2 separate regions of the Mus musculus genome follow, and region 2 is linked to region 1. Evidence: chromatin loops called from intact Hi-C (ENCODE). Cell type or tissue: left cerebral cortex. All regions are shown on one strand. Each heading gives the region's core, and the rest is flanking DNA. Links, peaks and the distances in the headings are about the cores only. Region 1 overlaps Zbtb20 (zinc finger and BTB domain containing 20). Region 2 overlaps Zbtb20 (zinc finger and BTB domain containing 20).

Region 1 (12,566 bases), core at 2,199-10,198:
GAAGGTGTGCTGAATTCATGTGCTTTATCTGTTTTCTTCTCTAAATAATTCTAATCATTTCTCTAATTCTAAATAATTCTTGTCACCATACAAACATACTGTAACCCCTCTCATCCTAACTACTCTCTTGGCCCTCACCCTCTCTGATAGCCTACTGTCCCAGTAAATACTAGTTTACAGTTCCAAGGGTGTCTAAGATCTCATAAACTCTCTCCAGCTTCCTCTGATTAGCTTTTTCACAAGTAAAAATAATGAAACTGGCTATGCTGGCGCTCCAGTGCCATACATATAGCTAACCTCAGTGACCAAGTCACACTCTTCCTCTCTTCCCTTCTGTCTCACCCGCCTCATTCCTTTCCCATGAAACACTTGACTTTCAATTCATTCACACATTCCTGATTTCTCCCATTTCACAGGCCACTCCCTTGCAATCTCCCTCACTGGGTGTATTCCTGTATCCCCATGACGTAAACATCGAAGGGTCTTAGCAACTAATCTCTGAACTACTTCCTTCCAATCTCTCCAATCACTCCCTTAATATTCACCCTAGCTTGAGTCTCTGATCCACACTTGGTTCCTACTTAACATTTCCACTGCATGTCTAATGAACATCTTAAACTTAACATACTAGGAATACATATTTTATCTAACAAATATGCAGGCTAACCCCCTAGGTGAATGGTATCTCCATCCTAAGAGTTGCTCAAATTGAAACCATATCTCTCTGTCAGCCTTTTATGTCTCTCACAAATCCAACCAATAAGCAAACCCAGCAGTATAACCTCCAATCCATACCGCTCATCCCATCCCGTCTCTCTACTGACTCAGAACGCTTTCCTTCCTTACACGGATTGTTTCTGGAGTTCCCTCACTACACTTCCTGCTTCTGCCCTTAAAATATCCAGGCTATTCTCCAAAGGAAGCCCCTCCGCAGTGTGCTAGGTAAACAGTCAGCTCATGCCAGTCCTCTGCTCCCAACTGTCAGGGCTGGGAGGCTTCTCTCAAGTGAAAGAAAAGGCCAGGTGAGGAGAGGATCCATACCACACTCTCCACTCAGTCGCACTGGAACCTTCTCTCCCTCTTCCCCAGCCCCGACCCCCCCCCCCTCCCCGCTGTGTGTCTGCAGGTCCTTTGCACTTGCTTTTCACACTGCTGCAAAGGTTTTCCCTGAATAAATCTTGCCAATCCTCATTATTAGGCTTTTACTGAATCTTCACTCTAAAGCAAGGCCTTACCTAACCTGCAGAACGCACCCAGTCTCTTACCACTCAGACCATAGCTACCCTGATTCAAGCAACCATCCTTCTGTTCCTGGAGGCCCACCATTTGCTTCTTATCACTTACTCCCTTCAAACATGTGCTTGATTGGCACATTTGTCTCCATTTGCAATGGATCATAGGCTCCACCATCTAAGGCTTTCTCTTAGGTGCTTATTTCTTTGGGGTTTTGTCCATTTTGCCCTCCAAGACATCCCCTGTGCCTCACCCTATGCCACTGCATTGGGTGTTCATAAATATTTTTAGATAAATTGTAGGAAAGGGTAAGCCTTTCTTGTACTGAGTTGAAAGGAATTTTTTTTAATGCAAAACATAATATTGAACATAGTGGAGCATGTGTCCTTCTTACCAGTTGGGGCTTCTTCTGGATATATGCCCAGGAGAGGTATTGCTGGATCCTCCGGTAGTACTATGTCCAATTTTCTGAGGAACCGCCAGACTGATTTCCAGAGTGGTTGTACAAGCCTGCACTCCCACCAACAATGGAGGAGTGTTCCTCTTTCTCCACATCCACGCCAGCATCTGCTGTCACCTGAATTTTTGATCTTAGCCATTCTGACTGGTGTGAGGTGGAATCTCAGGGTTGTTTTGATTTGCATTTCCCTGATGATTAAGGATGTTGAACATTTTTTCAAGTGCTTCTCAGCCCTTCGATATTCCTCAGTTGAGAATTCTTTGTTTAGCTGTGCAATACCTCTCCTGGGCATATATCCAGAAGATGTCCCAACCGGTAAGAAGGACACATGCTCCACTATGTTCATAGCAGCCTTATTTATAATAGCCAGAAACTGGAAAGAACCCAGATGCCCCTCAACAGAGGAATGGATACAGAAAATGTGGTACATCTACACAATGGAGTACTACTCAGCTATTAAAAAGAATGAATTTATGAAATTCCTAGCCAAATGGATGGACCTGGAGAGCATCATCCTGAGTGAGGTAACACAATCACAAAGGAACTCACACAATATGTACTCACTGATAAGTGGATACTAGCCCAAAACCTAGGATACCCACGATATAAGATACAATTTCCTAAACACATGAAACTCAAGAAAAATGAAGACTGAAGTGTGGACACTATGCCCCTCCTTAGAAGTGGGAACAAAACACCCATGGAAGGAGTTACAGAAACAAAGTTTGGAGCTGAGATGAAAGGATGGACCATGTAGAGACTGCCATATCCAGGGATCCACCCCATAATCAGCATCCAAACGCTGACACCATTGCATATACTAGCAAGATTTTATCGAAAGGACCCAGATGTAGCTGTCTCTTGTGAGACTATGCCGGGGCCTAGCAAACACAGAAGTGGATGCTCACAGTCAGCTAATGGATGGATCACAGGGCTCCCAATGGAGGAGCTAGAGAAAGTACCCAAGGAGCTAAAGGGATCTTCAACCCTATAGGTGGAACAACATTATGAACTAACCAGTACCCCTGAGCTCTTGACTCTAGCTGCATATGTATCAAAAGATGGCCTAGTCGGCCATCACTGGAAAGAGAGGCCCATTGGACACGCAGACTTTGTGTGCCCCGGTACAGGGGAACGCCAGGGCCAAAGGGGGGGAGTGGGTGGGTAGGGGAGTGGGGGTGGGTGGGTAAGGGGGACTTTTGGTATAGCATTGGAAATGTAAATGAGCTAAATACCTAATAAAAAATGGAAAAAAAAAAAAAAAAAAAAAACATAATATTGTGGTCTGGGCCCCATGATTCTCCATGGCAAAATTTTGAGATTCTTCAAAATTAATTTTGAAAATAAGAGTTCTTATGTAGGTTTATCCAAAACATTTGATAGGCTACTATTTCTGTTTCATGCCCAAAACAGCAACATCCAAAGTGTTTATTTTTCTTTTTCATTCAGTAAATGTTTGTCAGGGAATATGGATACTCTAGATGAGTAGTGCCATGCATAGAGACTTGGAAACAAGAGAGCATAATACAATGGGCCACTGAAATAAGTGGCAGGCAATGCTAGCCTAGCTGATGTGCTATAGACATGTGCAGTAACGCTGAGAGATGGCGAGGCCGGAAGTTGCCAGAAACCAGAGACAGGGTTAGTGGTGACACACCACACTGTGCACCATCAGCAGCTCTGGAAATTATTTATAAAATTAGATAAGAGTAGAACTCAAACATACAGGAGAGCACGGCTGGAAACTTCCCTAATAAGGTATAGACTTAAAACCCCTCGCTGTCAAGTGACTATAAAAATAGCCGATGTGTTTATTGGTGCCCTTGGTGCCTCTGACTAACAGTTGAAATAGTTTGAGGTTCCAGATTTTCTGCCTACTAAGAAAAACTTCATTTGTATTGAAAGCTTTTGTTCTTACTTTATACAAAGGAAATTGTTAAGAAATGGACTAATATGTGTATATATTCTTAAAAGGTAAGTTTTAAATAAAATTAGACTTATAAAATTTGTAAGTTTAAAAAGTCAATAGTGGAAATCTTGCTTTCTCTGCACAGAAGAATCTTTAGCTATTTAAAAATTGCATTACGTTTGCCTGTCTATGTGGGAGTGGTAATTATTTGGGGGATAAATGAAAGGCAACAGAGAAGGCATATCAGTTGGGCAGGTGTGTGAATAGTTAATCCTGTTTCCTCTCATGGGGAACAAAGGAGAAAAAAGCTTGAAGAATATGAATTAGCTTCAGGAGTATAGAATTTAGGAGATGTCCAGTTGTATTGCCTACTATATCAGAAATAAAAACATTAGTGTTGAAGAGAAGACTAAGAGCCCAAGATGCAGATATGAAAGCATTTAAAATGGAAAGAAATGAATGTTCAGTGGGGAGTGGACATACTATTTTGAAGTGTTATGAAACATTACAAGAGCCAGACATCAAAAAACTTGTCTGATACTTTTGTTCTAATTAACTCTCACCCATTGTGACACCAATGTACACCCTCACTTTAGTTTGTCTTTCTATTTAAAAACTTCAGAAACTTGATTCCTGACCTCTTATATTCCAGGCATGCCTTGATTTCAGTAATAGTTCTGTTCATCAAAATAGGAAGGACAACAAAATTGTCTACATGAAACCGTCATTGCTTTTAGGAAACTATGAAATAAGTCTGTTTATATATGAACAACAACGCCCACATCACTTATCTGTTCTGTTTTCCAATCTCTGTTCTGTGAAGCCTCATATCCATTGGCTATAATTGTTTCAAACCGTGGGGATATTAAAGGAGACTCCTGTCTTAAGCAATGGGATGAAAGACATCTTTGTTCTATTTCTTTCCACCCTCAGGGAAGGAAACAGAATCTAAGAACTTGGGTAATTCCCAGGCCAGGCACACAAACTTAATCCCTACAGTCAGGAGTCAGAGGCAATTCACAGAGGATCTATGTGAATGTAAGGTCAACCTGGACTTCATAGAAAGTAACAATCTAGTTAGGGATATAGAGTTGGACCCAGTCTCAAAAACAAACAAAACAAAAGAAATAAAAACCAAAGTTATCTTATTTCTGACATCATTTCTATACCTTTGGAATATGTGTTCTGCCTCCAATATTTGACATTTTCTAGAGGCAGCCAATGAGAGGGAAGCTCATGGTAGTCTTGCTATAGTTGTAGTCTCTGCTGTTTCTGTTTCCTAGACTCTGTACTCATGGGGACTTGGTTCTGCTTTACTTCTCCCTTAGCAGCCTCTTTTCTCTGGTGTCTTATCTGTATATCTTAAAAAAAGAGTCTTCCCTCCCAGTTACAATGCTGTATGCACTCTTAATGTATTCCGTCTCTATGGTAACTGGGTTACAGGCCACAACATCATGATTGCTGGAGCTGCCCTCATAGTAGGGAAACTGGCACATGCCCTGCCCTGTGCCCCAAGCTTCTCCATTGGATTGGGAATCAAATACCAGCATTTCAATGTGCAGGGCAAGAAAGGCAGCAGAGGACGTGCTACAAACCCAGGGTCTAAGATTCATTCCTGAGATTTGATAGAATAGGTGATATGATTTATCATGATAAAAGATAACCTGGTGTGCTGAGCCTTACAAGACGTCCTTAAGCTGCGAGAGAAGGAAGATCCTTTCCTTACTAGCATCTAAACAGTCTACTTTCACTGAAATTAGGAAGTATTCTTTAGTAAACTCAGAAAACTTAGCAATATTCTGTAAGGAATTATTCACTGTTATTTTGGGTACAGTCTTTCACGTAAGTTCCTCAGTAAGTACATACTGATCTAGTGGGACAAACAAATGGCAAGGCTGCTTTTCTCCAAGCATGTCTTAGAGTGGGATTAGTTCTGCTGGTTAGAGAAGGAATGAAGGAAGGTAACCGGCCCCTCTGGAATGCTTCTTTCAGGACACATCTTCCATCCAAATGCAGGGCAGAGCAGACTCCAGTGTACAACACAACAGAAACACAGGATTTGAAGTAGGCCCTTATAACTTTGACCCAGTTGATGTGTACAGTACATTTAGCAGTATTCCTTGTGTCAGGAACAACTCTTGAACTTTGACAGCTGAAAATGTGTATGTCCCCTAATGAGGACAAAAATAGCCCCAGACTCGGAACCACTGTCATAAAGCAAGATGAAACTCCAATAAGACATGAGATAGAGAACACGTGAAGACCCAAACTATTGGTTTAATTAGTTATTCATGAGGGTCTGGGGAGAGAGCTTGAGGTCAGGTCCTCAGAATTCATGGAAAACTGGGCCCAGCAGTGCATACCTGTAATCTAGAACTGGGACACTAGAGAAAGGAGGTGGTGACAGATGGGTTCTTAGAGCTCATTGGCTGGCCAACCTGGCGCAATTGATGCACTTTGGGTTCAATGAGATGCCCCAGCTCAAAAACTGAGGTAGAGAGCAACTGAAGAAAATGGCAGCATCTATCTCTGGCTTTCTAATTGACACGAGTGCACATACCCATGTAAATGCATAAACCATACACACACACACACACACACACACACACACACACACACACACACACACACATATACACACATGGAAGGGGGAGACAGACAGACAGATGGACAGAGAGGCTTTTTGAGCCTCTGCTGTCTACCGGGCATTCTTGTACTTATCAGGAGTATAGCTGTGAACAAGTACTGATCTCACGGAACTATGTTCTGGAAAATGTGTGTTTCATGTTTCCAACCAGTGAGATCCCTTTCTCTCCAAGCAGCCTAACAGCAAATGCTTCCAGCCATCCGAGAGCCAGGAAAGAAAAGACAAGCTCAGAATTGAAGAGATTCTTTTCAGTTATGAACCTCAACATGGCTTTGGGTTTAAAATGAAACTTGGCGAGTGATTAATTCATATGTTTTAGTTTATAATGTATTCTGATCATTTTGGGGTGTTTTCAAAACAAGTGGTGAGATTAGGGCTTTTTTCCCCCTTCTATTTTTGGTCCCTTTACTGTGGAGAGTCCTTCACTTTTGATTAGATTTGGTGCTCTTAGGATATTTGAAAAACGCTTTCAAGTATTTGAAATGTGTATACATGGGTGAAGAGATGAAGAAGGGAAAACCCAAGACTTCAGGCTCTTAGCTTGAATAAATAATGCATCCCCATCCCCAGCAGAGGATTCAGGCACCACTTCTTCAAGAATCTCTTCCCAGAAAGTCCTGTGGGCACATCTCTGAACCCAGGTATCTTCCTAGCACCCTCCCTAAATTCTTACCAGGGTCATAAGGGAAGCAACCATGATGTCCCTGTTCATGTTTTTCCCATAGTGTAAATGTTATGAGGACCAGTGTCAGATCTGGCCTGTGCACAATCCTACCATCCCCAGCACTTGAGAATTGCTTAATTGTGTGTTGTGTGGCTTAATGACTAATAGATAAATATAGCTGTCGAGATGTCCTGTCTAAGCATCTCTAACCTGTGCATTCACTAGCACAGACCCCACCCTCACTCTGAAAATTCACTAGGCTGGTCATTATTCTAGAAACCATGGAGTAACATGATTGTTCTTCAGTACTAGTAGAACTGTGTTTAACTGGAAACTTGAGAATAGTTGAAGTTCATTGATCTTAAGGATATTACAGACTTTTTTTTTAGAGATGCAAGAATGTAAGAGAAATAATAAAAATGTGTGATTTAGGAATATGTTTAAGTATTGCTAATATCCTGAGCATTCCTCAAGACTAAAAGGGTTTAGATAATAAGGTATTGTTTGTATGACACAAAATAAAGTTTTATGGTTTATTAAGGTTTTCTTACTTAATTTCTGTTCCCTCTTGTAGAATTTAAGCTCCTATAAGATGGAGACCTTGATCTGTCAACACTTTTATCCTCTGGGTCTAGAATAGTGTGTGGTTTATTGTGGTCACTCAGGAAATTTTCTTTAATGAGTAAGTGGTAGACATTCTGTCAATAGCATCTGGTTGATAATTCTGCACTTTTAATAAGTTGCTCGTGCAGTAGGATGGTGAAGCCCTGAAGCCCTTATCCATTCACTCAGCATTCTAGACAGTGCTGATACACAATAGATAGTAGGTATTTGATGAGTGGAGAAACTTAGTATTCCAGTGTATGTGTGTGTGTGTGTAATTTTCTAAGAAAATTTTGCTAGCTCAAAGTTTCAGGAAGGCTGGTTCCTGAGCGTTTGCTGACTTTTCTGGTCACTTTGATGTGCCTCCTGGAGAACCAAGACCCGGTCTCTGCCTTATGTCCACTTGGCATTCTCCCTTTGTGTGTAGTTGCTCAAACTCCGCCTTTGAAATAAGGACATTGGTCTTATTAAATTAGGCCAATTTCCCCTCTCTCTTCTAGTGTAACCTTACCTCAATTAGTCACCTCTGTAGTGGACGTGTTCTCAAAGTACAGTCTGAAGTACTAGGCAGGGAAGAGGGGTCCTGCTAGAACTTCCATCTAAGAATTTAAGAAAAGTAAAATTTAATCATAGCATCTCAAAACAGTATCTATTTTTTTCAATGCTGTATGGAAACTGGTTTGCTAATCACCTATACCGTGCACTGTTGTGTGAAATTTGTGTTCATACATAGGAGGCATGGGACATCAGAAGGGCCTGACTGCATAGCATATTTCTCAAATGCCACCAAGGTATGTAATTTGACAAGACAATGAGTTTTATAGGAAAAGCTGCTGAACGATTCCAAAGGAATTTGCATATGAAACAAAGGAGTTTGTTGCTAGCTTTATTTTAAAGATGTCAGATGAGGGGCAAGGGAGTTGTGCTAATTGTTTTTCTCAATGTTGTGGCAAAGATACCTGACAAGAGCATCTTAAGGACAGGCATGAGGCTTGAGAGTGCAGCCCACCCTAGCCAGGAACTAAACAGAAGTGGTTGCTGGGGCTCAGCCTCCTCGCTCCTTCTTGTCTATCCCAGGACCCAGCCTAGGAGGTGGGGCCTTCTGCTTACTTGGTGGGTATTTCCTCCTCATTAAAGTTCTCTGGAAACACCCCAGAGAGGTGCCCAGAGGCTGTCTCTTTAGGTGATTCTAGATGCTGTCAAGTTGACAGGATTAATCATCCCAGAAGTCTAAACATATTGAATGGTCAAAATACAAAATGCATGAACTCTAGTAAATTTGACTTTAGAAAGAAAGGAATGGTAGTGAAGAATGAACTTTTGAAAAAGCAACTCAGACATTTTTTAATCCATCACAGTACTGATTCCCAGTTTCCGCTGGAAAACATACCTATTGTTGTGATAAAATACCATGACAGACAAAATAAGGAAGACAGCGTCTATTTTGGCCCATCAAAGCCATAGCCTTCAATGTGGTTAGGCTGTAGAAAGGCCCATCCATATCATCCTCTATGAAACAGGACAGCTTTCGAAACCTTGGTATTGCCAACTCCAGAGAACTTAATCCACGGAGTTGATCAAAGACTGGCTGTTATCTTTCTGTTTATGACTGTCCATTCACAAGGGCTTGATCCCAGTGAACACCTTACCAAAGGGTAGGGCAGCTACAGAGCACAGGCAAGTGGAAGGATGTGTTATCATTAGCATAGCTCTGTACAGCATCTGTAACAAATGTATGCTCTGTCCAGAGAAGGTACTCAAAATTCAAGAACACAGGCTACCACATGTATCGTAGTTTGTACCTCCAACTGTTCAGACGCAAGCAGACTGTCATGGAATCCATGTACAAGGTAAGAGCAGAAGAGACTGGCAAGGCTAGATAAACTCACAAGTGCCAAGATAGAGAAACCAACGAGGAAAGCTGTGCACACCAGGCTCCTAGTGCTTACGTAGCTCAACCCCTACAATAAAATAAGCCTCTTTCTGCTTATTAAAAATCATTGATGATCTTGGCCCCAAAAAGGTTGAATTAGGAGCACAACTAGACAAATCAGATTTTAATTGGGCTGAGAAGTAAATAGGAAACTTGATGTTGGCACTGAGGCAGGAAGATCAGGCCCAGAGAAAACGGTGGCTCATTTATTAGTTTATTATGATTATTGTCTTTGTTGGAGACTTAATATGAAAGCCACTATAGTGTGTTGGCAGCAGTCGGAAATTGAAAGGCAAAAGGAGTAAGTGCTACATTATAATCCTGGAGTAGGTCATCAGTGATCCCTTTGATGTTACAGATGAGTTCAGTGTCAGCCATGGAGCGTGGCCTTTGCTTCCATGGCATGAAAAGAGGCCAGGCTCACTGCTGACAGCACAGGGTAGCAGGTCCATTCTAAGGAACCAACCAAGTGATCAGGGAAAGTAGCTAATCAAAACAAAACCCAAATAGGAATAAAAAAAGAATTGCAAGTAGTTCTGATGGCATACCTTTCTGTTGTGATCAAACATCATGACCTTAGAGTTCTAGATGACTTACAGCCCACCATGGTAGGGAAAGCACAGCAACAGGAGGGTGAGACTAGCCTATAAATGAGGAAGCTATCTAATCACATTTCATCAACACACAGGAGGCAGAGAAAGCGAGAGAAAGGCCACACTACAAAGCCTCAAACTTCCTTCCAATTTAGAAGCTCTGCCTCCTAAATTTTCTATGGGCTACCCAAACAGTGCCGCAACCTGGACCAGGCTTTCAAATACACTAGTCTACAGAGGACGTTTCTCAGTCAGTTCATGGCTCCATAATTCAGAAAGGCACCAGGCTGTATGTTTTTCTGGTTTGTTCTCCACATTAGTCAGCAGCTTAGGTGATAAAGAAGAAGTACAAGATCAGGTCTATAAGAGCTCAGGAACTAGGAAGCCACAGCTAGAAACCACAGAGACAAGGACTGGAGGCTGAGGAGGCCTTTAACCCTAATGGTGGGAAGGAAAAGAAAATGAATATTAATAGATTAAGAGAAATTGGGAAACCAAAAGCTGTGGTGAGCACATAGAAGAGAGTTCCTTTTTTTTTTTTCTCCTAAGCCAGAGATGTCCCAGTACGGAAGTGTGTGCCTGCCGCACCTATGTTTTGCCATAGACCTCAGGGAAGCCACAGACAGTGGGATGAGCATCATTCTGGGGGCATAGAACAAAATCAGAAACAGAGATGTGCTCAGGGTTTCTTCCCCACTCACCACTCTTTTATGAGTTCTGTTGGTCTGCCTTGCTTGCCTGTCACAAATTCTAGGGATAATCAGCTTTAAGAAAGGTCTTTCCTGGTTCATGGCTTTGGAGGTCTTTGATCCATAACCCATTAGCCTGTCAGTTTGGACCCATGTGGGCACAGGATATCATGGGACAAGTTTGTGACTTCTGGACTAGATCAGGACTGGGTGCAGAAGAAAGAGAAAGGTAGGGGTTAGAGTCCCAATATCTTCATCAAAGTCATGCCTCTAGTGCCCAGACTTCCTTCTAGCAGACCCTCCTTTCTGAAGGTTATGCCACTTCCAAAGCACCACAGACTGGAGACCAAGCCTCTAGCATGAGCTTTTGGGAGATATTCGTGATCTGAACTGTAGCATCAGCCATGCTCACTGCCATTTTCAAAGAATGTTCATCTTAAAGGATGAAAGAGAAGAAGAAATAGAAACGTGTCATGAAACAAAGGGGACTATCTTCACAAAAGGCAAATGTAGTACTATCCTTAGACTCTATTCTATGCTTCTTCTAGCTCTTCGCTTCCTCATATCTATAAACATCAGATATGGATGGTTCAGCCACCTTTCTCTACCTAAGCTCCAAAAGAGAGCTCCCATAAGCTTAATATTGATTTGAGTTTTATAAGGTATTTTCAAACAGGTTCTTACTATGTAGTTCAGGCTCCCCTCAAGCTAACCAAATCACTGGCTCAGCCTCAGTATTGGGAGGATTATAGCAGGTAACACCACACCCATCTGATCATATTAAATTTTCTTGCCAGCATCCTGCACAAAGAAAGTTAGTGCTTGGTAAAGAATGCTTTTATATGCTTTGTAGGTGACACTGTACAGTTAATCCTGTCTACCCTGTACATTCAGATAAACCTGCCTTGTATTTTTAAGGACAGCTCTGTCCCTATGGGCCCTGTCTCCATATGTCATCCTAGCAAAGTAACCAACCATGTTATTCACTGTGAGATACCATGCCCCAGTTATCCTTCTTTCTTGAGTGGATGGAAATGAGCATACTGTGTAGGGTTGAGTAGTTTCCTAAAGCCTAGGAGAGAATTTCTAAGCCTTTTCTCTTGGTGTTATCTATATATAAGTTTAAAAAATATATCTTTGGGGGGAATTTGAATAGGTATTTCTAAAGAGGTCCTCCTTTCACTCCAAATATGAATTCTTATAGAATTCCAATTTTTTCCCTTTTTTCCCTACTCCTGATCCTCTTATAGCTTCTCTAGCAATCCTAAAACCCAGCTGGTCTAGAGATTAATATGACCAGACATACCATGAATTTTTTAAATCTCAAAAGTCCCAGTTTCTGCTTCTTCATCAATCAAATATAGGTTATATATGTGTGTATGTGTGCAGTATATTATCCTAAGCCTCTCAGTTCTTTTCTTTTTCCTTCACTTCCTCTTAAATTATTCCCATTACTTGTTATAAATAGGTAGGAGAAAAAAATGTGAGGAACAGAGGGACAAAAGGTGTGAAGTAGTAGAAGACAGTAACAGCGAGAGTGCTCAGAAGAAGGGGACCAGTGAGAAGATGGAAGGTGTTGTAGCTGTCCACTTCCTTAGTCTCTTCAGACCACTTCCGGGTTTGACGTTGTTAGCCTTTTCACCTAATGCCCTCAAATAACTTTTTCTCACTGCTAGCAAACTCTTTCTACCTGCTTCACACATGGAAATCTCCAGGCCAGCATCTTGACATATTACCCAGGCTACCAAGCCCCTTGTTCATTGACTCAGGGGACTTGGACCTTATTGCTACGGGGTCCACCAACTCCCTGCCCTGGATTGGCATGGACAGTGTTA
Region 2 (12,566 bases), core at 1,826-9,825, 140 kb before region 1:
TCTGCCTGGCACTCTAGTCCTGTTTAGTCATAAACAGCAGAGTCATCCAAACCTTTAAAGTTACACTCTTGACTGCACTTCATATGAATGTGCAGTAAATGAAGAAAATCATCTCTTAGGGTGAGACAGAGCTTTCTGTGGGGAATTTCCATGCTCCCTGCACATGATCCATAGTTGTCACCGTTACTGTTTCTAATTCTGTCACCACTCTATCTCTGTCCCTGAGCGTGTCCTGCTTGCCACCGAAGGCCATGGCTTTAGGACTGTTATTCTTTCTCCCGTCCCCAGCCCCGACTCCCTGCTTTACTTGTTTTGCTACCCAAGGTAAACCTGCTCTGAGTGGGAGCCCAGAGGCACAATGAACAGGCCTACTTGGTAACTTTAACTTGTTCTCTCTTAGCATTACTCACAAAATGATATCAGCACAGAAAAGCCACAATTCCACACTATGGCTGACTTGCAAAAGAAGCAGATTCCTCCCCAGTGTTTTCTGTTTCTGTGATCAGATGAAGTATAAGTTGATGGGCTTGGCCTTTGGGTGTATCCGCTTTCAGGCACGAAGATACAGGGCGGAGGGAAGGAGTGGGCAGTGCTGTGTGCTTGCATTTCTCTGTTTTAGTACATGGAAACCTTCTAGAGGAGGGAGCACATCTTGTCTAGTAATGAACAATTATTTATTTCATTTAAAAATGATACTTGTTCATTAAAAATAATTTGGAAAAATACATAGGAGTAAAATGAAGAAAAATTAAAATAATTATATCTATAATTTAAATCTAACCATTAATACCTATTTGATACATTTTCTAACTCTCATTTTCTTCTGAGGACATAGTTTTCGAATATGCTGTGCTTGGAATTCCTCTGTAATTTTTTTGTTCCTTTTTTAAAAATTTAACTTAAGAATTTTTCATTTAGTTACAAAGTCTTTATAGACATTCTAAATAAATAAATTCTATTCCTATAATCAAAATGCCCACAAAAGCATTATATTTTACTTTTTCCATTTCTATAGTCCCTTGCATATGAACAATGTGTGAATCAGTCTGTAAATAATGGATAAATGATTGAAAGTTCAAATGAAGTATATATTTTAAGATGATTTTTCAAAATTTTCAAATCCATGAATGTAGGCAGATTACGGTAATGAACTCCTGTGCATTCATCATCTGGCTCATTCACTGCTTAACCTGTGGCCTGTCAGTTTCCCACTGTATTGCCTTGTTATTTTGAAAAACTCAGATATCATGACAGTTAATTAATTAGCCAATATTTCTGGTTCATTAGGATGCTTTTACATGTTGATGTTTTTAAAAGTTTCAGAAAAGCAATTCTCATCATTATATGGAACACTGTTTCTCTTCTTCGTGTCTTGGCCTCATGTCTTCTCATATGTAGCAACTGACTGGAAATATCTCAGCAGCTTGTGCCATAGCACCCTCAGGCACATGTGCTAGCCAAAGGACAGTGGGGTTGGAGAAGAGACCACTCTAACGTTAGATAGGCTTCTGAGACAAACGGTTTTCTTTGGGATCTTTTTGCTTAACTCAATTTTAGGATGATAACTTGCACAGCAGACTTATACAGTATCACTTATCTTTATCATTGAACATATCAATGTATTATATGCAATTGTTCATCTGAAGTAAAAGAAAAAGTTCATCCTCCGACCACGTAGAACTCTAAACTGCTTTAAGCCATTACTATATAGAGCAAAGCAAAGTACTTAAACCTAACTTAGTGCTCCGTTCAAATGTGTATAGATTTTAAGGCTTTTTTGATAACAGGAAAGCACCTGGTAGTTACATGGGACTCTTAAATCTGAAAAGGGGAACATTATATAATTTTATACATACAGCTTTATATCCAAGGAGAGGAAATAATCCGCTGCACATCACTGCCTGTGTTTATTACTCTGGTTGTCCCAAGGTCTCCAGAGAAACATCTACAAGCCACTTTTCCATAGATAGAACACAAGTTTCACAAAAGAGCTCTATACATTCTGAATGATGTGTTGAATTGGGATTTGTGTACAGTACCTGTTTGCAAGTTTTCCTTTCTTACTTACTAAATTTTAAGCCAGAGACTGTTCAGTGGTGATGTGTTAGCCAACAGGTGTTTTGAACTCATCAGATATTCAGGATGTGAGCAAGTACACACTGCATCCATAGAAACTGAATTTATGTGTTACTTTGGCCTGTTTAATCTTTGGTGCAGTTTCCATTGGCCTCGAAAGTGAGTGGCTGGAATATTGATGTGCCTAACCCTTCGAGAAGATATAAAAAATTTCTCCACCACACTAAATCTCTAGAAAAAATATGATGGCTTACAGAATGGACACATACAAAATATTTTCAGCCAAAGCTGGTAGGAAAAGCACACGGGGAAAAAAGAAAGTAATAACACAAGCAATAAACTATCCAATCAAACAGAGCATCTGTAGAAACTGCTCCTGTGCATGTGTAAACAATACAAATTCTTTTCCTGTTTCTATCTCTTCTCTTTCCATCTGTCTTCTGAACATTTATTTTCCTCTACTATGGTTTGACATCACCACCATTAAAATATCAGCTAAAGAGCTGAAGTGTGCCCTGGTGCCATGGAATTCAGGCAGGTATGACAAAGCAGTAACAAGCAATTGTACTATTTTAAAGTTGCAAAGTATCCATATCTTATAGCAACTCACTTTCCTGTCGTTATTTTAACATGGATACTAACAGCACCTTATGGTCATTTATTTACATCTTTTCCTTACATGTGATGGTGTACTATGTTCCTGTCATAAACATGAACTGTAAAGTACATTTCTTTGACAGAGAAACCATGATTCTTTCTTGTTTGTGTATTATACCATGTACTCAAGTTATCCACCAAAACTTCATCATGATTGCAGTTATAGTAATAATTATCAATAATAGTGATAGTATTTTCTTCTAGAAAGAGTAGCTGAAGCCATCTCAGAAGTAACTGTGACTCCCAACAGATCAGTAGGCTCATCACCTGAGCCTGATAAAAGTTCTGTTTGAAAAACGCCTTGAAAAATAGCTCCTGTTTCTTCCTTATGTGTGGCTTCTTGGGTCACTGTTGTATTTGTGACCTTATGTGTAACACTAAGAATAAAGTAGCAATCCACTTTCTACCTCTTTCTCTGAACTAAGCTCATGATTATAGTTGAATGACTCTCCTTATTTTGATGCAAGGGATCCTTTGTAAATGCATGACAGGATTTTTAAGCCTAAAGATGCTGATAATCATAGCCAAAGGAGGTAGAAGGTTTTATTTAGATTGCCGAGCCTCTCTATTCCATGAAACTGGCATATTTTCTGGGAAGTTTTTATTAAACATATATTATGCAATTGTGGACAAGAGGATAAAAATTATGTTATTCCTTCCCCAAGATAACTCCTGTGATTCTCTGTCACATGGGAGGAGAGAGGAATGAAATCCATGCTAAAGCAGATATTTAAAGAGATTCTTATATCCTCATCACAGTCCTTTCACATCGGGATGCTGAGGAGGAATCCCCATTCTTCCCTTTGACTAGACTACAGTTTGAACGGGAGATGGTTGAGAAATGGCTATCCATCTGGAGATTGCTCCAGAGGCCCCTCTAGACTCCCATGAGAACTGCTTCTATGAGTTCTGACCTTCATTGTAGAAATATTTCTGATTTTTTGATGATATATGCCAACAGCTTGTTTTCTGGGTATTTGATAGCCACTCTGAATTCATCTAATGTTTTTTGTAGCATGGAGATCTTGTAACCTTTCAATCCTAAGAGTAAGGACTCTTGGAATTAATTATTTAAAGACTTTTAGCCCTTAACTATTTTTCTTTCTTTGTCCACAAACAAGTTGATTGGTTAATCATGTCCTTTGTTTGTTTTTGTTGTTGTTGTAGATACTGCACATAAAGCAAGGATGAGGGAAAGCTGTTTATAAAAGATAATTACAATGGCAGCATTGCACTTTCTCTAGATTGTCTCATTCTCTTGATTGCATCAAGACCTAGACTCTAGAAAGTGTATTTCAGTTTTACTAGGAAAATGATAGAGAGAAATAATTCCGTATTTATCATATATTATCAAATACAGCATGTTAATATCCTTACAATTACAAATATCACAGTTCTTTCAAACCCTCTTCTATTAGCATGACTTCAGTATCTGGTTAGTCCTCACACAAAGTGCCCAGAATCTAGGACAAAACACCAGATACTTTTCAAGTCCTTGGAGAACAGTTTTTTAATCACAATATGATAGGTCTGTGGTCTGTTAGAGCTGAATTTATTTCTGAGATGACTTATCCTACCCTCCCTTGAATAAAAATTCACAGTTTCCTCACAATTAAATCAAAACTCAAAGGCCAAAGGGATCTCTAAGATTGTCTCCAAGTCATCCTTTTGATAAATTTGTATTGATTTATTTGTTAGTATTTCAATGAAGGTTTTGTTAGAGAAATGTGAATCATTTTCTTTTGTTCCAATTCATTTTATATATTAAATACGATTTTATTCATTGCAGCATATAAATAAAAAAAAATTCCACCTCCAGATGCACTGCTCTTTATGACCCTGTGCATCTCAGGTTTAGTGCTTTGCAGGACTCTGCTTGTCAACAGGTGATCTTGCCTTTGTCTTTCCTCAGAGTTCTGCCTCTGGTGCCTGTCACCAGCAGTCAAATAAGGACAGTTTTACCATTCCTTCACGCTGCTCTAGGTTTTTTTTTCTTTTTTTACTGCCGGTACATGAATTTGTTATTCTTTGTAATTCCCTTTGAAGTTGGAAATCCAAGGGGAATCTAAAACCGACCAGATGTTTCTGCTGCTGGAGAGGGAAGAGAGTCAGGATTAAGTTTAACAAAAACTTGGTCTCTAGGAAAAAAAAATCATTTCAGCTGAAAATCATCTTTAAATGCATTCATTTGCTATATCTCTGTTAGTTAATTTACATTTACTAGCCCTTTTGTAGGCAGGATCACCTATCAATTTGCTCAGAGTAGAATTCATAAGTTTTGTGAGCAAACAGATTCCTGTGCTTTGAGCAAAGCTGTTTCCTTTATGGAGTTTCAGCTCCATCAGTCAGGATATCCCCTGCTCATGCCTTACTGTGAGGCCTTTCTGTCGTTGCTGCTGATTCTTCTAAAGGATCACCATTATGTCACATCACATTGGGTGGGTCAGTTCTGCAGACTGTCACAGTGGCAGAGGCCAGGGAAGCCTGACTTTGGGGACGGAAGGAAAGAAAACCTGCTTAAATGGCTAGCCTTTGTATGGCCCATCATCCTTTTTAAAGCTATGGTAATTAAGAGTAGGTGATGAGACCTTTGGCTAAAATAGCCAGAAGTTTTGTGGTCTTTTAAGGAGCAAGTTGATTTCACAGGTAGTATGAATAAACAAGGTGGGAAATGAAAAAAGTGATAGTCTCTGGATATAGTAATGTACAAAGAAAGTAGGGTCGTTGTGACATGGCATTTTGGGGTCCTCACTACAGGTACTCAAAACTACCAGAACCTGTCCATTGCAAAGGAGGGAACTAGTAAGTAACAAAATTAGACACGAATATGAAAAACTAATCTGAATATCTCAGGGGTTTGTTTCATATGTCACAAGGCATTGGATAGAGGTCCTGGGTGTCATTTGCTGGGCTACAGCAAAGAATTCCTCCTGCTATCCTCTCATGTGCTCTCTCAATTCCCAAGACTGCCCAGGGTTCCCAGGATGTAGAGAAATCAGAGCAAGGGCTCAGCATCCTTACCTGCTACCTGGGTTAGGCCTTTGGAACTGGTTTCTGCATCTCACGGGGGTGGATGATAACTAGGCCCTCAGTTCCATTTATTCCATTGCAGCTTGCTCTTAAGCAGGAAACACCAGTCCTCAGTAATTATAGTAAGTTTCTTAAGTCACAAAATCGGGTGGATATACCTTTGTAGGCATTCTTTTTCAGCCTGTAGAGAGATAGGAGAGGGAAAAGCCAGAGAGAAATCACTTAGCAGCTGATTCGCTTGTTTTAAGCAGCTTTCGCATTTTAAATATAAAATATTCAGTTCCTGGAACATGGGGTAATTTAAATGTTCTGTAAGAATTTAGAGAAATCCCTCTCTCTCTCTCTCTCTCTCTCTCCCTCTCCCTCTCCCTCCCTCCCTCCCTCCCTCCCTCTCTCTCTCTCTGCTCTTATTTTTCTTACCCATTTGTTCTGTATTCAGGGACCTGGATTTTCAATATAGCTCTTCAAAACTAGGTTGAAATACAGAGTTTTCAACCTAAACAGTTTCTCTTCTTCCTCCTTTTTACTAATGTATTTATTATCGCTATTACTATTCTTCTTGGTCAAAGCAGATGGTATGAAAAGCATTTCTGTTGGTCTCACTGCTGACAGAGCCTAACCTAATAATCCAACACTTAGAACTTAGGCCTCAATAAAGGAAACACTGTTTGAGGTATTTTTCCATTCAAACCAGCATCAAAAGTTTTTAATTAACACCATCAGAAATTAATGGGCTGAATGCAGGAGAAGGTTTCTCCATACCCCACTACTGGGAACAGCAGCGAGTGGGATCCATTGTGTATGTTTGTAGTTTATGGTGTAGTTTTATTTATTTGCTGAAGCCGAGTCCCAGCTGCACACTGGCTGCCAAGCCTCAAGAGTAAAACCTGCAGAGGCTGCTTCCCAGAGCAGTTTCATTTTGCTCGCTGATTATTGTCCTGAGTTCTTTGTGATTGTAATTGGTTAGAAAGTTTGAAATTAGCAAGTCCTTGTCAGCCATGAAAGCTTTGAAATCACAAGGCTTGATACAGCTATCAAGCCCGCTGAAGCCTAATGGCTTTCCAGGGAAGAGCCTTCAGAATGGTTAACATTCTCAGCCCCACAGGCTGGACTCCAGTCACCATTCACCACCCTCTGGAGGGCCCTGTCTCAGATCAGGGCTTTGTCTGGGGCCTTTTCTTTTCCATTGGTGAAGCCTGTTTCAGGATGAACAGATTTTAGAATAATAGGGGCAGGAGGCCTTAGGAAATGCGAGCAAATGGGTAGAATGAAGTAGGTAAGGGAACAAGGAGAAAGGGGGAAAAAAGAAAATGCACAAGAGAAAAGACAGGATATAAGATGAAAAGAGCTTTGTAAATAGTAACATTTCATTTCTTTGCAACTGAGTTTAATGTCTCAGGGTGGAAAATGCTGGTGGGTGGGTTCTATTTTGAAACTTTTTTTAAGAGTTGCCCACTCATTGTCAAAGAAAAGCCACATATGTCTGTGTAAAGGGCTGTAACCTGCCCAGCATGCCCTGCTGTAGTTTTGCAGATTAAGGGCACAATCCTTTCCTTTATACATCAAAACACAGGAATGTTTGCTTTATCAACTATTCTAAAATACAAAGTATTTATTATTAAACCTTATGTGAGCCTCCAACCCAGTATGTTCCAGAAAAGTCCTCTGCTGCCTGGTCAGTTGTGGAATAAACTGAATCCCGCCTTATAGAGCTGCTTGGGCAGGGTGATCTGGAGCAGACATCATCAGCGTTGATAAATCTGTTCTAGAAGCTTACAGATCTCAATAACTTCCTATAAAGCACTCATTTATGTCTAAACCCTTCAAGCTTAATACATTTAGATATAACCCTTAAACTTTCAATTGTCTTCCACTTTAATAAAACCTTATAAAAATATTAACTAAAAAGCATATTGCCATGAATTCAAAATGTCAGGAAATCTTTCAGTACATCTTGGCAAGATAATATAAAATACCACTATTCTTTTTCTTATTTTCCAAAATTTGTTCTCACATTTTTCTCACAAGCACAGAAGGATCAATACATATCATACTATAGGATAATAATAAAGGAATGACTCTGACGAAAATAATGAGAACTGTATTTCTTAGCTGAACAGTTTAGGATTTACTCCAAGGTTTGATATCTTTGAAGAATTTAGACAACCCCGTTTGGAGTAGAGTTGAATGTAGATGATTGTCTGACTTTCCCAAGCCGTATTTATGAGTGCCAGATCATAATGTGAGTGTATTAATATGCCTACATTATTTCCCTTGAGAATTTCATACAGTGTATTTTGATATTTATCTCCCTCTCCTGACTTCACCCAGATCCTTCCCCACCCAACTTCATAGTCTTTCCCCCTCCCACTTCCTCTTCTCCTCCCTTACCCATCTCCTTTCTATGAGTCTAGTTTATGTTGAGGAATTACTCTTGGGCATGGGACCTGCCCTGGAATGGGGTTGATATACTAGGTATCACTCCACTGAAGAAAACAAGTTTTCTTTTCCCAGGAGCAATCAGCCACGAACAGCAGCCACAGCTAGGGATGTATGTTAAGGGGGACTTCCTGCCCACCTCGTCTCCTTCATGATAGATTTTTGTCAGTATTGACCCTGTGCTGCTCTTGTGCATGCACTCACAGTTTGTGAGTTTGTGCATTTGCCCAGTTGTGTCTGAAAAGAACACTGTTTTCGTGAAGTCAGCCTTCAACTCTGGCTCCTACAAACTTTCCACCCCTTCTGCCACTTGGATCCCTGAAGTTTGAGGGGAAGGCTTTGATATAGACTTCCCATTTAGGGCTGAGCATTCAGAAGTCTCTTGTTATCTATGTTAATTCCCATCTGCTGCAAGAAAAGGCTTCCTTGATGAGGAGTAGGGGATGTGCTAATCCATGTGTAAGTGATTAGGACTCATTTTTATTGTTAATCATATTTAGAAAAACAGTAATTACTTGTTTACTTTCAGGGCTACAGTTTCTTGACATTATTGACAGTGTCCGGTATGGGTTTCATCTCTTTGAGTGGGCCTTCAATGTAACAAGAGTGATTGGTGACACCAATAACATTTGCCCCACTATCACACCAATGTCTCAGCCTGTTTTATAGGCTAGTATGTCATCTTTGTCTGCTATTAATGCCTTGGTTCATTTCTAACTTAAGCAGTCCCTGAAGCAATTCTCTTTAAGCCTAGGCTCCTAGCCGAAGTGTACACTAGATACTCTTCCTCTGTATCTTAATACTTTTTTTTTATTGCTATGATAAAAATGCACTGAGCGAGTGGCTGCTCCAGGAACACCAGGGGAAATGATGCCTCAAAGGCTCATGTAGGTTTCTTTAAAACCTCGCTAATGTCCAGACTCAAGTAATAGATCTATGGAGCCCACCAGAAACTATCCACTGTTCGGAGGCGCCTTCTTCGCCATCCTCCCTACAGGGGCCATTGATGTGAGGGACCTCCGACCGGTGCCAGACAACCAAGAAGTTTTCTGCCATCCTGTGACCGACCAGAGTCTGATCATAGAACTTCTGGAGCTGCAGGCCCACGGACAGGGTGGAGCGGCTGCACGGTACCATTTTGAGGACATTGGCGGGTGCAGGGGGCTAGGGCTGTGCACGTGCTATCTGTGCAGCCTCTCTGGTTGGAGAACTTATCCCTGAGAGGCTGCTGTCAAGATGCCTGGTTCCTTTCTGGCAAGCAGCAGGTAGCAAAGGATGTCACACTGCATCAGGCCTTACTGTGGCTGCCCCCGGAATCAGACAGATCTTTTGTTCACCTTCAATCAGCCCCCGTGTCACAGCAGGTCTCTTGGCCCTGAAAATCTGTCATGTCCACCTTGGAGCCTGAGTAACTTTGAGCAGCTGGTAACTAGTTTGACTCTTCATGATCCCAACCTCTTTGGTCCCCAGTAAAGATCGTTGAAACACAACGTGCTACTGAGGACTCGGGGACCCTGTTCTGAGAGGGGGAGTTTCTTTCTGCTTCTTCCCTGGATGTAAACCTAAGACACCTCCTCTGCAGAAATAAACTTGCTTTATGAAGAACAAAAATGCAGTGAGCTAAGACATTTATAAAGGAAGCATTTAATTTGGCTTTGGTTTGAGAGGATTAGAGTTTAAGATGGAACAGCAGCTCTCATCTTGGTCGACAACCATGAGGTGGAGCACAGAGAATGGCATGAGCCTTTGGAAAGAGCAACGCCCACCCCTAGGCACATACCTACTCTAACAAGGCCACGCCTCCTAACCTTCACAAACAGTTCCACCAACTGGGGACCAATTGATCCTATAGAGGCCATTCTCATTCAAACCACTACAGCCAAGATATTTTGCAATGTTAGAAGAGATTGATGAGTCTATTCTAGACTTATTGAGGATGAAACAACTCTGATGCAAAAGAACATGGAATAGTACTTAATGCTTTTTTTTAATGTGAACTATGCTAGAGACACTGCATACAAGTCTTGACATTTCTAGAATAACTTATCCCATTTAGACCCCAGTGGCCTTGCTAAACCTACCTTTACTGTAACTTCTTCCTCCTCTTCTCTGATTCATCCTCAAGTCACTCACCCACCCCTGCCTTCTGAAACTACCATGCAGATTACTACATATACAGCAACCCTTGATCGAGCCCTTGATCTGGCAGATACACAGACATGTATACTCAAGTTTGTTGGTCTGTTTGTAACTGTTGATTCACAACTCCTTTTCTCCTTTCTACTACAGCCAGTGACTTATTGCCAGTTCTTGGTCTGATTGACAAAGCTAGCTTAAACCCTTATGTTCACCTCTGTGTATTATGGCATTATAAATTTCTGAAGGATATCTATATAAAACATGGGGCTACTGTACAAAAGCTATACTTACATGCTTGTTTTCTTATATATCCTAGTAAATGAAAGAATGTGTATTTTAGTTTATAGCCTAGAAAGTGTAATTAACTCTGGGTAAACTAATAGAAATGTGTGAGAATCTAAATATTTTTTCCATGTATCAGGATGAAGATGGTTGTCAATCCAGTCAATTGGTAGTAATCTCAATAGTTTCTGCCAGTATTTGAAGTATCAAATCAATACAGAGGGTTTCTGAGCATTGCTGAAATTTCATGAAGCCCGGAGAATGAGAGATGGCAAAGTCTTGGTATCTTCAAACAGAAATCTAAGATTGACCCCATCTGATTCACCACAGGGCAGAATCTACTTTCAGGAGGCACTAAAGAGGCTTGGAATGCAAATGGCAATACAGTAGAAAGAGTATCAGGGCGTGGTGATTGAGATAATTATTGGTACTAAATACATCCTTCCAGACTGCATCAAAGATGGAGAAAATGCTCCAGAAATGGGACCTGCCTTCCCAGTGGCTTATTTTGGTCCCAGATTAGTACAGAAGGACATGATGTGGTATGTTAACTATACCTTTTCATGAAAAACAAGTTTCACTTTTAACACAGTTACTATGGGAAGATAAAACATTAACAATTTTAGAATTTTGTCCCCTACAAAAGTATGTAAAGTCTCTGCTCATTTAATGTAGCTTAATATTTCATCAATCAAGTCAAATTATTTCACTAAACTTAGTGCCAGCAGGTAGTGATGTGCACCAGTCCCACACATGATCACATCCTCTGCTAAGAGTCACAGTAAATCATATGATACACAGATAATGTTCTGCTTCATAGCGTGAGCAAAGAATTAGAGGTGCTGTTACAGCCTACTATGTTTAGTATTGGTTGGGCTCTGAAACATGTAGCCTGATGAGAACGCTGAGAAGCCTGAAGCCATATAGGGACTACTCAGTAGAAGCTGGCAGCACATTTTCACTCTGTGCATCACCAGCCACCTCCATGGCTTTCTTCCTGGCTTCCCTTTGAATTTCTCCATTATGGTAACAACTGAAAAGAAATAGAGGTCAGAAAACACACTAATTAAAAATGAAAGCATTGGTTTCTATTCAAGCTCCGGCACTAAATAAGGGGAAAATTACAATTTCTACTGATCTTGCCCTCAATATTATCGTCTCTAAAATAGGAATGTGACCTATCATAGCTACTCGTTTTTACTTTTTCATTTGAAAGTCATTCATGGGTATAGATTAAACTACAAGAGGATAATTAAAATCACTCAAAATTGTCCACAAATAATCTACTTTCAAATTTGTGGATACTGTTATACTTTTTCCTCTGTATACACACCCTTTCTGGTTTTGTTAAAAATCTCTGCATACCTTTATATAGTAGCTTTTTTGTTTACACCTATAGTTAAATAATACTCAACATTGAGATTAATATAATTACATCATTTCCTCCTTTTTCTCCTGGAAAACCCTCCCATGTTTGCTCACTTTCAAAATCATAGCCTTCTCTTTTTAAATTTTGGAGATATATATATATATTCTTAAATTTATATATAATATATATATGTATTCTTCATGAATACAACCTCCTCAGTCTGCATAACATTACTTTTATATGTATGTTTTCAGGTCTGACTCTTTGGTATTTGATTACTTCAATGTCCTTCACTGAGAACGACTATTTCTCCCACTCTCAGTGTTCCTAAGTTGCCCGTAGTTCTATGCTTGGGGCTGAGCCCTCTTGAGTTTTCCCCGTGATGTTACAATATCCAGTCTTGTCATCCTAGTTCAACTCCTGTTGAAACATCCATGTGGGTAAGACTTCACATGTGTAATTTCTGACATGGGAAGAGACACAGTATCCCAGCAAACTCTGGGCCTTGGGCTTTTACTATCTCCACATTCACTCTTTTTTAAAAATGTAAAGTCTAAAGCCTTCAAAGTGAACT

Evidence for each region. A loop is a pair of places that touch in the nucleus more often than their neighbours do. Peaks named below come from ENCODE experiments on the same cell type or tissue, not always from the same donor. Only the 100,000 strongest peaks of a DNase experiment are listed, where the experiment ranks them.
Region 2: it touches region 1 in a loop (2.3-fold over the local background); 2 of 42 quality-filtered maps call a loop at or near these places.

The regions. Positions count from the first base shown.
Region 1 is chr16:43,438,202-43,450,767 of GRCm38, forward strand. The region is part of intron 4 of Zbtb20 (zinc finger and BTB domain containing 20); the gene reads left to right. Among named protein-coding and RNA genes, the nearest start is that of Gm15713, 24 kb to the left of the region's middle. In left cerebral cortex, for the core only: no CTCF peak of the experiment used is centred there; no DNase peak of the experiment used is centred there.
Region 2 is chr16:43,303,457-43,316,022 of GRCm38, forward strand. All of the region lies in intron 4 of Zbtb20 (zinc finger and BTB domain containing 20), which reads left to right. It also overlaps the pseudogene Gm15711. Among named protein-coding and RNA genes, the nearest start is that of Gm9968, 54 kb to the right of the region's middle. In left cerebral cortex, for the core only: no CTCF peak of the experiment used is centred there; a DNase peak (open chromatin) is centred at 6,632; H3K27ac peaks cover 820 bases.